Regions from separate parts of the Homo sapiens genome. Here region 2 is linked to region 1. A link is a loop called in an ENCODE intact Hi-C map of the cell type or tissue named here. Cell type or tissue: CD4-positive, alpha-beta T cell. All regions are shown on one strand. Links, peaks and the distances in the headings refer to the core of each region. The heading gives the core; the rest is flanking DNA. Region 1 holds the start of LOC105371677 (a long non-coding RNA gene). Region 2 has its middle 7.6 kb from the start of MIR181A1HG.

Region 1 (4,407 bases), core at 172-4,171:
GCTCCCATTTTTTGAGGGGGGTGGAGGAGAAGGCATCAATTAAAGTTGTGTCTCCCTGACATTAGGACAGTGTTGGAGGATTTCTACTCAACACAGATTTGGAGAATTCAATTACTCTATTCTGCAAAGCTTAGATAAATAAAATAATGAGTAAAATTGCACATTTTGGGAGTTATCACGTGAAAAGATAATTCTGAAAAAGATAGCATTGTGATTTGCCTTATATCATAAGATGCAGTTTTCTGTCTTGTCTCATGAAAACCATCAAGACGCCAGTTTTCTGGATGTGAAAGCTTGAATATGTTATATGGAACACTCAAGTTAATAATAAATTCCTGAGCCAGCACAAGAGAAAGGATATCTTTTAGGCCCTAAATACTATAGAAACACATTAAAGTCAGTAGAGGATTTTTCTCAGAAGTAAAGAGGAGCCAGGTCTAGAAGAAAGAGATGAGACTTAGGCATCAGCACACTGTACATCCAGTCCTGCCAGCGCCACAAGCTTTCTATGTCCTATTGGCAACTCACTCAACCTCTCTGGGCCTACGATTCTTTTTTAGTGCTGTAATCTGAAAATGGTGTTGAAATAAATGATCTCTGTAGGCCCTTTAACACTTATTTTTACATACTAAGTCAGACCAATTTTTCAAAAGCAGTATTTATTACTTTTAGTTTTTTCATTCACTACTGTAGTATTTGTCAATTTCTCAACAATCTCACGTTTATTCTAAACACTGTATTGTTAAGAGTATGTGCTGTTGCTGCCCCCAATATCCTAGATTCTGTGTAGTTTGCATATTTTTACATTCAAATATGGTTTCACATCTTTGCCTAACTGAATGAGTCATTTTCTAAGAACTCTCACACCTTCACAGATGGTAGAGCTGCCAGGTTTTACTTTATTTACATATGAAAAGGTTTTATGTATTTCAGAGCTAGCTCACTTATCTGTGAGAGCTTTCTCAGTCACAGAAAAAAAGTTGACTTTTTTGTACGTATACTTATACTAAAAGGCTTTTTCTGTTCCGATAGATCTTCACACAGAAATAGAATAGTGTTAGCATGTTTTTAATTGGTCTTTACCCTTGTTTTGATCCTTTGCACAATCAGAAACTACAAAATGAAAAATTATTCCATTGAGTTCTTACTCATTTCCATTGCACTTAAAAACAAAACCATGCAATTTACAGGCTTGCAAAGGAATGCAAGGATTTCGGTTTTTATTCTCGATGTTAGCACACAAATACACACAAAGTCAGGAATTGTCATCAATGCATCACAGCCATTACTTTCTAGATGGATAGAGCTAGTAGAAGAGAGTTGGCCAGAGTGTGCAGAAAGCTGCCACCTTTGAAATATCCCAGCTGAGGCCATTCTAGGTCTAGCCAACCCCCAACATGTCAGAGTCCAGCCTAAATCAGCACAGCCACATTACCTGCCACCGACCATGAATGCAGGCATGAGCAAAGAGGACATCGTATGAGCCACCCGGAAAACTCATAGACTCATGAGCAATAATAAACATTTTAAGCCACTGAGTTTTAGGGTGATGCGTTATGAAGCAATAGCTAACTGCTATACCGATTGAATATTGCCTTAAAAAGGAGAGGGTGACCAACTGTCTTGAATGCTGCTTAGTGTTCAAGTAAAATAGGACAGAGATGTGACTGTTAGATTTACATATGTGGAGGAGGAGTTTGAGGAGAGAAAGTGTGGTGAGAAAGCTAGAGATAGCAGTTATAGATAACTACAAAACTATAAAAATGATCAGAGAAATGGGGCTGCAGCTTGAGACAGATGTGTGTCAAGCACGTGTTTCTTGTCTGGACTAGGAAATGTTATCGCATATTCATATGCTGATTGAAATTCCTCTAGAGGAGAAAGAATCTCTATGACGAATAGAGAGGGGAACTATTGCAGAAGCAAAGTCCTTGAGAAGGCAGGAAGCCTAGAATTCAGATCCGAAGTAGAAGAATTGGCCTTCAACAGGAAGATGACCATGGGCATGGATTGACAAACATAGTAGGTAAGTAGATCTAGTGGTAGGAAGATGAGAAAGTTCCTATTTACCACTAATTTCAAACTAAATTCGAGGACAATGATCAGCTGAGAATGAGGAGTAATTTTAGGGGACTTATCAAACACGAGAAAGGGTAAAATGGTCATTTTAGAAAGTAAGAAGATTACTATGCTAGGAAAGTGTAATAGGATTATCAAGCAGCACTGTATGTCTAAATGAGGCTTATTGTCATAGTTTTAAAATGAGATTAAGTCAGTTGTGTGTTTTCCTCTGGTCATGGTGAGTTGCTCAACTGCAGGAAGAGAGTAGGCAGGTAGTCTGATTTCACCTCTAAATTCATCATCAAAGACTTGAGATTAGCTCCCTTGTCCTGTGTCTTTTAACTCTAAAGTTGAACTGAAATAATTCTTCTTGAAAGACTACTGTGTCCCTAAACTTAAAGAAAAGAAAATTATTGGAAATAAACCACTTAAAAGAAAGATAGAAATCTAAGCATAGAGCTCATTACAAAAATAATGATTCCATTTTATCAACTTGAAGAAATATAACTGTGATAACTGCATGCTTCTCCTATTTCCTGTTCTTCCATCTCAGCTCTCTTGGGACTGCCTAATATTGGCAATGCAAGGAGTTACTAGTGTAGTGAGTTTGCTTACTTCCAAGAGTCACCTGAAAAAGCTACTTATCAATGACATAAATGACTGGAGGACCTTATGTCCCGTGCAATGTTAACTATTCATTTACTCACTCACTTATTCAGCCATAATTATTGAATTATGTGATAACATACATTTGAGATTGGTAGTAGAAATACAGACATGGCTATTACCAAAAGTGACAAGTCCTGTATTCTTACTCCTACCACTTCCAGTGACCCAGCTCCTCAAGTCCAGTTTAAGATAAGGTACATTTTGAGTGAACTGGGGTTCTCTGTGCCATCTAATAAACTAAACTCCTGCAATAGGTATTGTGAACATAAAGAATATTTAATACTGTGTAGTTTAACACAGTAATTAAGATCACCATCCCTCAGACTAGACTATTTGGATTCATATATAAGTAGCAAATATAAGTGTCTATAATAATGGTAATTATTATTATAGTTGAAAAAAACTAAACCAAATAGGCTGACATAAAGACAAAATGAGTGTGGAAGGAGGTTACGAGGGAGAGAATGCCAGAAAAATCACTGTAACTTCTTTTGCAGACAGTTTAAATAGACCATTATGAAATTCCCTTATTTTTAAACTAGAGTAACTAAACTGTTTCTTCATGTTCAGTTAAGTAGAATCCAATGGAACAGAAGTTTCACTGAGCCTGTTTTATCATGCTAGCACTTCCACTGAAAAAGTATCTGTAACTGTTAACTTGTTATCATTTTTATTAATGTGTAATCAATTAATAAGAACATATGTGTTCCACAGACAAATCCCAAAGATATTTAAATAGAGATAACAGTGAATATGAGAGCCTTGCCAATATTCTGAAGACCTGTTTCCTAGTGGAATTCACAGTTTGTAGTCACAGTTCAGAAAGATGCTTTCCTAAGCAAAAATGTAAATATATCCAAACACTCCAAATAAAACCACAAGCACTGAATGTTATATACATTTACATCTACAAAGGAAGCAAGAAGCTTTTCATGGTGACAAACTAGAATCAGCAAGGTTTAATAGAGCTGTGATTTTGCTGATTGAAACTTGTATAGACCACTGCTCATGAAAAGACTTTCAAAATTGTGTGTGACCACACAGAAAGTAAAGAGGGACCAGCAGGCAGTGAATATAAACCAACACAACACCAGCCATGAAATGAGTAAATGTGTCTAGTAAAAATGAACAAACACCACTCCCATTAAGTCAAGTGAAGGGCTTGCTAATAATGGTGAGAAAGTTGAAACAACAGTGTTAGCAGCAGCATTCAAAAATAAAATAATAATATTAAGGCTGATTTTTACAATATGCTAATTCCCTTTGCCTGAAGTTTCCTTTCTTCCTTCTCTGCCTGACAAACCCTACTAGTTTTTTAAGGCAGGTGTGATGGTTAACTTGAGTGTCAACTTGACTGGATTGAGGAATCCAAGTATTGATCCTGGGTGTGTCTGTGAGGGTGTTGCCAAAAGAGATTAACATTTGAGTCAGTGGGCTGGGGAAGGCAGACCCACCCTTAATCTGGTGGGCACCATCTAATCAGCTGCCAGAAAATATGAAGCAGGCAGAAAAAACGTGAAAAGGACAGACGGGCCTATCCTGCCAGCCTACATCTTTCTCCCGTGCTGGATACTTCTTGCCCTGGAACATCGGACTCCACATTCTTCAGTTTTGGGACTCAAATTGGCTCTCCTTGCTCCTCAGCTTGCCGACAGCCTATTGTGGGAACTTGTGATC
Region 2 (4,407 bases), core at 195-4,194, 430 kb before region 1:
CACAGAGGATAAAAAGAAAAAGGGAAAGAGTGTGGTGGGAGAAACTCTCCTGTTGGAGATCGTTATTAAGTTACCTTTAAGTAGTTAGCCTCTGATATTATGCCCTAAGATTTCTAAATGGTTCCTAGTGCCTTGCTAATGAGTGTACTCAGCAGAGCAGCAGATTCAGCATCTCCCAGGAGATTGTTAGATATGCAGAATTGAAGACAGTGCTTCAGACCTACAGAATCAGAATCTGTATTTTAACAAGGTTCCAAGTACTTCATGTGCATGTTAATTTTGGAGAAGCATTCCTGTTTGGTTATCTAGACGTAAATGCTCAAATGGTGTATTGATAAGTGAAATTTAAACTCTAATAAAAACATTGTTCTTTTATATAATTTTGTGGTTTTAATCTGAGACTAGGCAATAATGACACTTTGTTTTGCTCAATTTAATTCTAAAATATAGAGTATCTATTCACAGGCTGCATTCTGTCTATATAACTCTTTCCCTGTGATTAGAAGACAACGAAAATATACTTTGAGTTTTGTCAGCCTAGGCACTGGAAATTGGGAGATTGCCTATCTTCTCTTTTCCACATGAAGTCAAAGCAGCCACATGAAAAATGGAAAACCATGCCAAGTGCAGTGACATGCACCTGTTGTCTCAGCTACTCAAGAGGCTGAGCAAAGATCACTTGAATTCAGGAGTTTGAGACCAGCCTGGGCAACGCAGAAAGACCCAATCTTTAAAAAAAAAGGAAAAGAAAAAACCAAAATAATGAGTTTTCAAATTTGTTCTACATGAATGATATATGTATTTGAGAAATTCACTGTGTCTGAAGGCTTTTATGTACTCATAAGAAATCTGGCCATCACTCTTAAGAAAGGATAATAGACCAAGAAAAATCAAACACCTTACAGCCACTTAAAGGTAAAAAATCTAAGTTCACAGAAAATGTCATCTCTTACAGAGTTCAATGCAAAATAAGAGGCAGCCTTTTTTAGCTTGTTTACTTCAACTCCCTATGATCTGTCCACATATTCCAATATGTACTCATTGTAAATTCAGAACGGTTAAGAAACGTCCTGCTCAGATAACTCTCGTTTCATCAGATCCCAATTTTCCCACCCAAGGCCCAGACCACCCAAAAAACTGGGCAAAATTACTAGCAAGAACTATATAACTAAAGGTTTTATGCATACCTGTGAAAAGTAGCTATTTCTACAATCATTCTCCCCTTTAGTATGCAAGTTTGAGGTCAAATTAGAAATCTTAACATAATCCAATAATTTATTTGCATGTCCAAGATACAGAATAATTTCATAGTCATCATGAGACATGGTGCTGTTCCTATGCTGCATTGTGACTTACCAACAATCATATTATTTTCCAGATCTCAGTTTCTCTCTTTATATTAAGGAGATAAAAATACTAGTACCACATTCCTCATAGTGTTATTGTGAATATAGGTAACAGTGGGAGTTAAAGAGCTTTGAGATGTATCAAGCGCTATATTAATATAAAAGATTATTATTGGTAAGATATTTTCTTTTATTATTATTATTATTATTATTATTATTTTGAGATGGAGTCTCACTCTGTCACCCAGGCTGGAGTGTAGTGGCATGATCTCGGCTCACTGCAACCTCTGCCTTCCAGGTTCAAGCAATTCCCCTCCCTCAGCCTCCCAAGTATCTGGGACTACAGGTGCATGCCACCATGCCTGGCTAATTTTTGTGTTTTTAGTAGAGACGAGGTTTCGTCATGTTGGCCAGGCTAGTCTCGAACTCCTGACCTCGGGTGATCCACCCGCCTCGGCCTCCCAAAGTGCTGGGATTACAGGCGTGAACTATTGTGCTGGGCTGGTAAGTATGTTTTCTTAAAGACACTGTAGGATTTATAAAGTGGTATGTATTTGGGTTTATTTAATAACATGTAGTTCAGGATGTCCAATTCTGCCATCAATAACATTCATTTTTCAGTAGGTTTTTCTTCAGAAAGTTGAACATAGAAATTGACCATTTTAATGTAGACAGAAATATTTTTACAGGGCAACAACATAGATATACTTCTCTTCACTCTGTTTGGCCTTGAACAATTTTTCAAGAGCACATAGATACAATTTTGAAAGAGTGAGGGAAACATACTCATAAATTAAATTGTTGGTATTATTTTTATTTTCATGACTACTACATTTTGAGTACTTTACTCAATTTCATTTTCTCAATCAATTTATTTACAACTGAATATACTTAATGGCCATTATAAAGTGTATTTAGAATTTTTGAGCTCAGGGCCGGGCACGGTGGCTCACACCTGTAATCCCAGCACTTTGGGAGGCCGATGCGGGCGGATCATGAGGTCAGGAGACTGAGACCATCCTGGCCAACATAGTGAAACCCCATCTCTATTAAAAATACAAAAAAGTAGCCGGGTGAGGTGGCAGGCGCCTGAAGTCCCAGCGACTCGGGAGGCTGAGGCAGGAGAATGGCTTGAACCCGGGAGGTGGAGCTTGCAGTGAGCTGAGATCATGCTACTGCACTCCAGCCTGGGCAACAGAGCAAGACTCCATCTAAAAAAAAAAAAAAAAGAAAAAAAGAATTGTTGAGCTCAATTGTTTTACTGCAAACAAAAAAATTTTAGTCAAAATTAGAATGTTAGATAGTTCTCTGAACATTCAACATCAATATATTTTTTGTTAACTTGTATATTGGGTTTTAGCCTTCAGTGATAATGCAATAGTGTTTCTTTATTTTTTTAATATATAGAACTACATTAATTTTATTGTGACAGGTGATTTTTCCCCTCAAATATACTACTTGAATTATCTTATAATTTTTATAATTATTTAAGCATTCATTCATTCATTTAACAAAGACCTGATTGCTTATTATATGCAATGAAAAGTTCTAAGCACTTGAGAAAAAATAATGATGACCAGTATTCTCTCGTAAGACTCATATTTAGATGGGGAAGGAGAGATAGTAGACAAGTAAATGAACTACTAAGACATTTTCTGATAATAATTGCTATGCAAAACAAAACAAGACAAAAAGTTAGATAGGTAGATGTGTAGGGATCATTCCAAAAAAAAAATCGTTTCTCTGAGCAGTGACATTTGAAGAAAAATACAGATGATGAGGAGGAGCCAGCAGATGAAGATCAAGGGGAAGCACATTGACAGCAGAGAGAACAGCTAATCAAACAGCTTGCAGAATGTCTGAAACTAAGGCCAGTGTGATGGCAGTGCAATGAGAGAGGGGTGGGCAAAAGATGAGATCAGAGTGTGAGGTATGGATTATGACAGGATGATGTTATGTCTTATAGGTCATAGCAATGAATCGGGTGATTAATGTAGATGTAGTGGGAAGCAACTGGAGAATTCTAAGCAAGAAAAGGACATAATATATTTTATGTTTTAAAAGCTAGCTGCTGTTGGAGAACATATTGTGGTGGGAGTGAGTGCATGTGTGGAAGAAGAGTCCAGATGAAGATGATTGCAGTAATGCATGTGGGAGATAATAGTGGTTTCAGTGTGCACAGCAGCAAAAGACATGGTGAGAGGTAATTGCATTTCAAGTCTATTTTAAAGGTAAGCCCCACAATATTCACTTATCTGTGGGCATGCAGAGGAGAAAGAAGGGAATTAAGAAAGATAGGCAGGTTTCAGACTGACCAATTGTTGGGCTGCTATTAACTGAGTTACGAAATAATGAAGAATGAAGAGTGGTGAAAGAAAAGAGGGAAACTCAAGAAAATTAGAAAGCCATCTGACCTAACCCACCTTATAATTTCTATTATTGCATTGTATGTTTGGGATGCCCTCACTTTCACGGACCCCTGGAAAGGAAAGAGGCAATATAAAAACATGTAAGATTTCCTAGAACTCCTCTAGAGTTTAAAGACAGAAGATTCATCTGGGGGAAGAGAAAACAGGTCTCTCTGTTGCTGAGAGTGGGCTTTCAATCCTCTTGAAGAAGAAAGATATTGAATCTACTCTGTCTTCATATTCTAAGACTAGAACGTTAGTTCCCTTAGGAATTCTTCATGCCACTGGACAAATATTGTTCACTGCTGATGCCTCAGTTTCACTTGAAGATTTTAAAAGGTTTGAGGGCAAGTTTAAGAGACTTAACTAAGTAAATTATAATGTTATTCATACATTAAACATTTCCATGCATTTACTTTAATAAAACACTGGAGCTTACAAAAGCAGCCTCCTCAGGGACATTCACAGTTTGCCTTAGAAGTAATGGGACCACTAAAAAGTATTAAGCTGAGGAGTAAAAGAATCAGGTTGCCTTTTTAAAAGATCCATTTGGCTGCAAGTTTGAGAAAGGGTTGTTGCAGTCACAGGGATGCTGAAGTGGAGTTAAGCAAGACTGGAGACAAAAGGGACACCTAATGTTAACTATTATGCAT

What was found. Hi-C counts contacts between places; a loop is a spot of excess contacts. Peaks named below come from ENCODE experiments on the same cell type or tissue, not always from the same donor. Only the 100,000 strongest peaks of a DNase experiment are listed, where the experiment ranks them.
Region 2: a loop joins it to region 1, with 2.1 times the contacts of the local background. A loop is called at or near these places in 3 of 110 quality-filtered maps.

The regions. Positions count from the first base shown.
Region 1 is chr1:198,517,170-198,521,576 of GRCh38, reverse strand. LOC105371677 (a long non-coding RNA gene) reads left to right here and starts at 1,767. Exons shown (of 2, transcript XR_922398.3): 1 at 1,767-2,026. In CD4-positive, alpha-beta T cell, for the core only: no CTCF peak of the experiment used is centred there; DNase peaks (open chromatin) are centred at 866 and 1,746; H3K4me3 peaks cover 2,223 bases; H3K27ac peaks cover 2,345 bases.
Region 2 is chr1:198,942,818-198,947,224 of GRCh38, reverse strand. No RefSeq gene overlaps it. Among named protein-coding and RNA genes, the nearest start is that of MIR181A1HG, 7.6 kb to the right of the region's middle. In CD4-positive, alpha-beta T cell, for the core only: no CTCF peak of the experiment used is centred there; no DNase peak of the experiment used is centred there.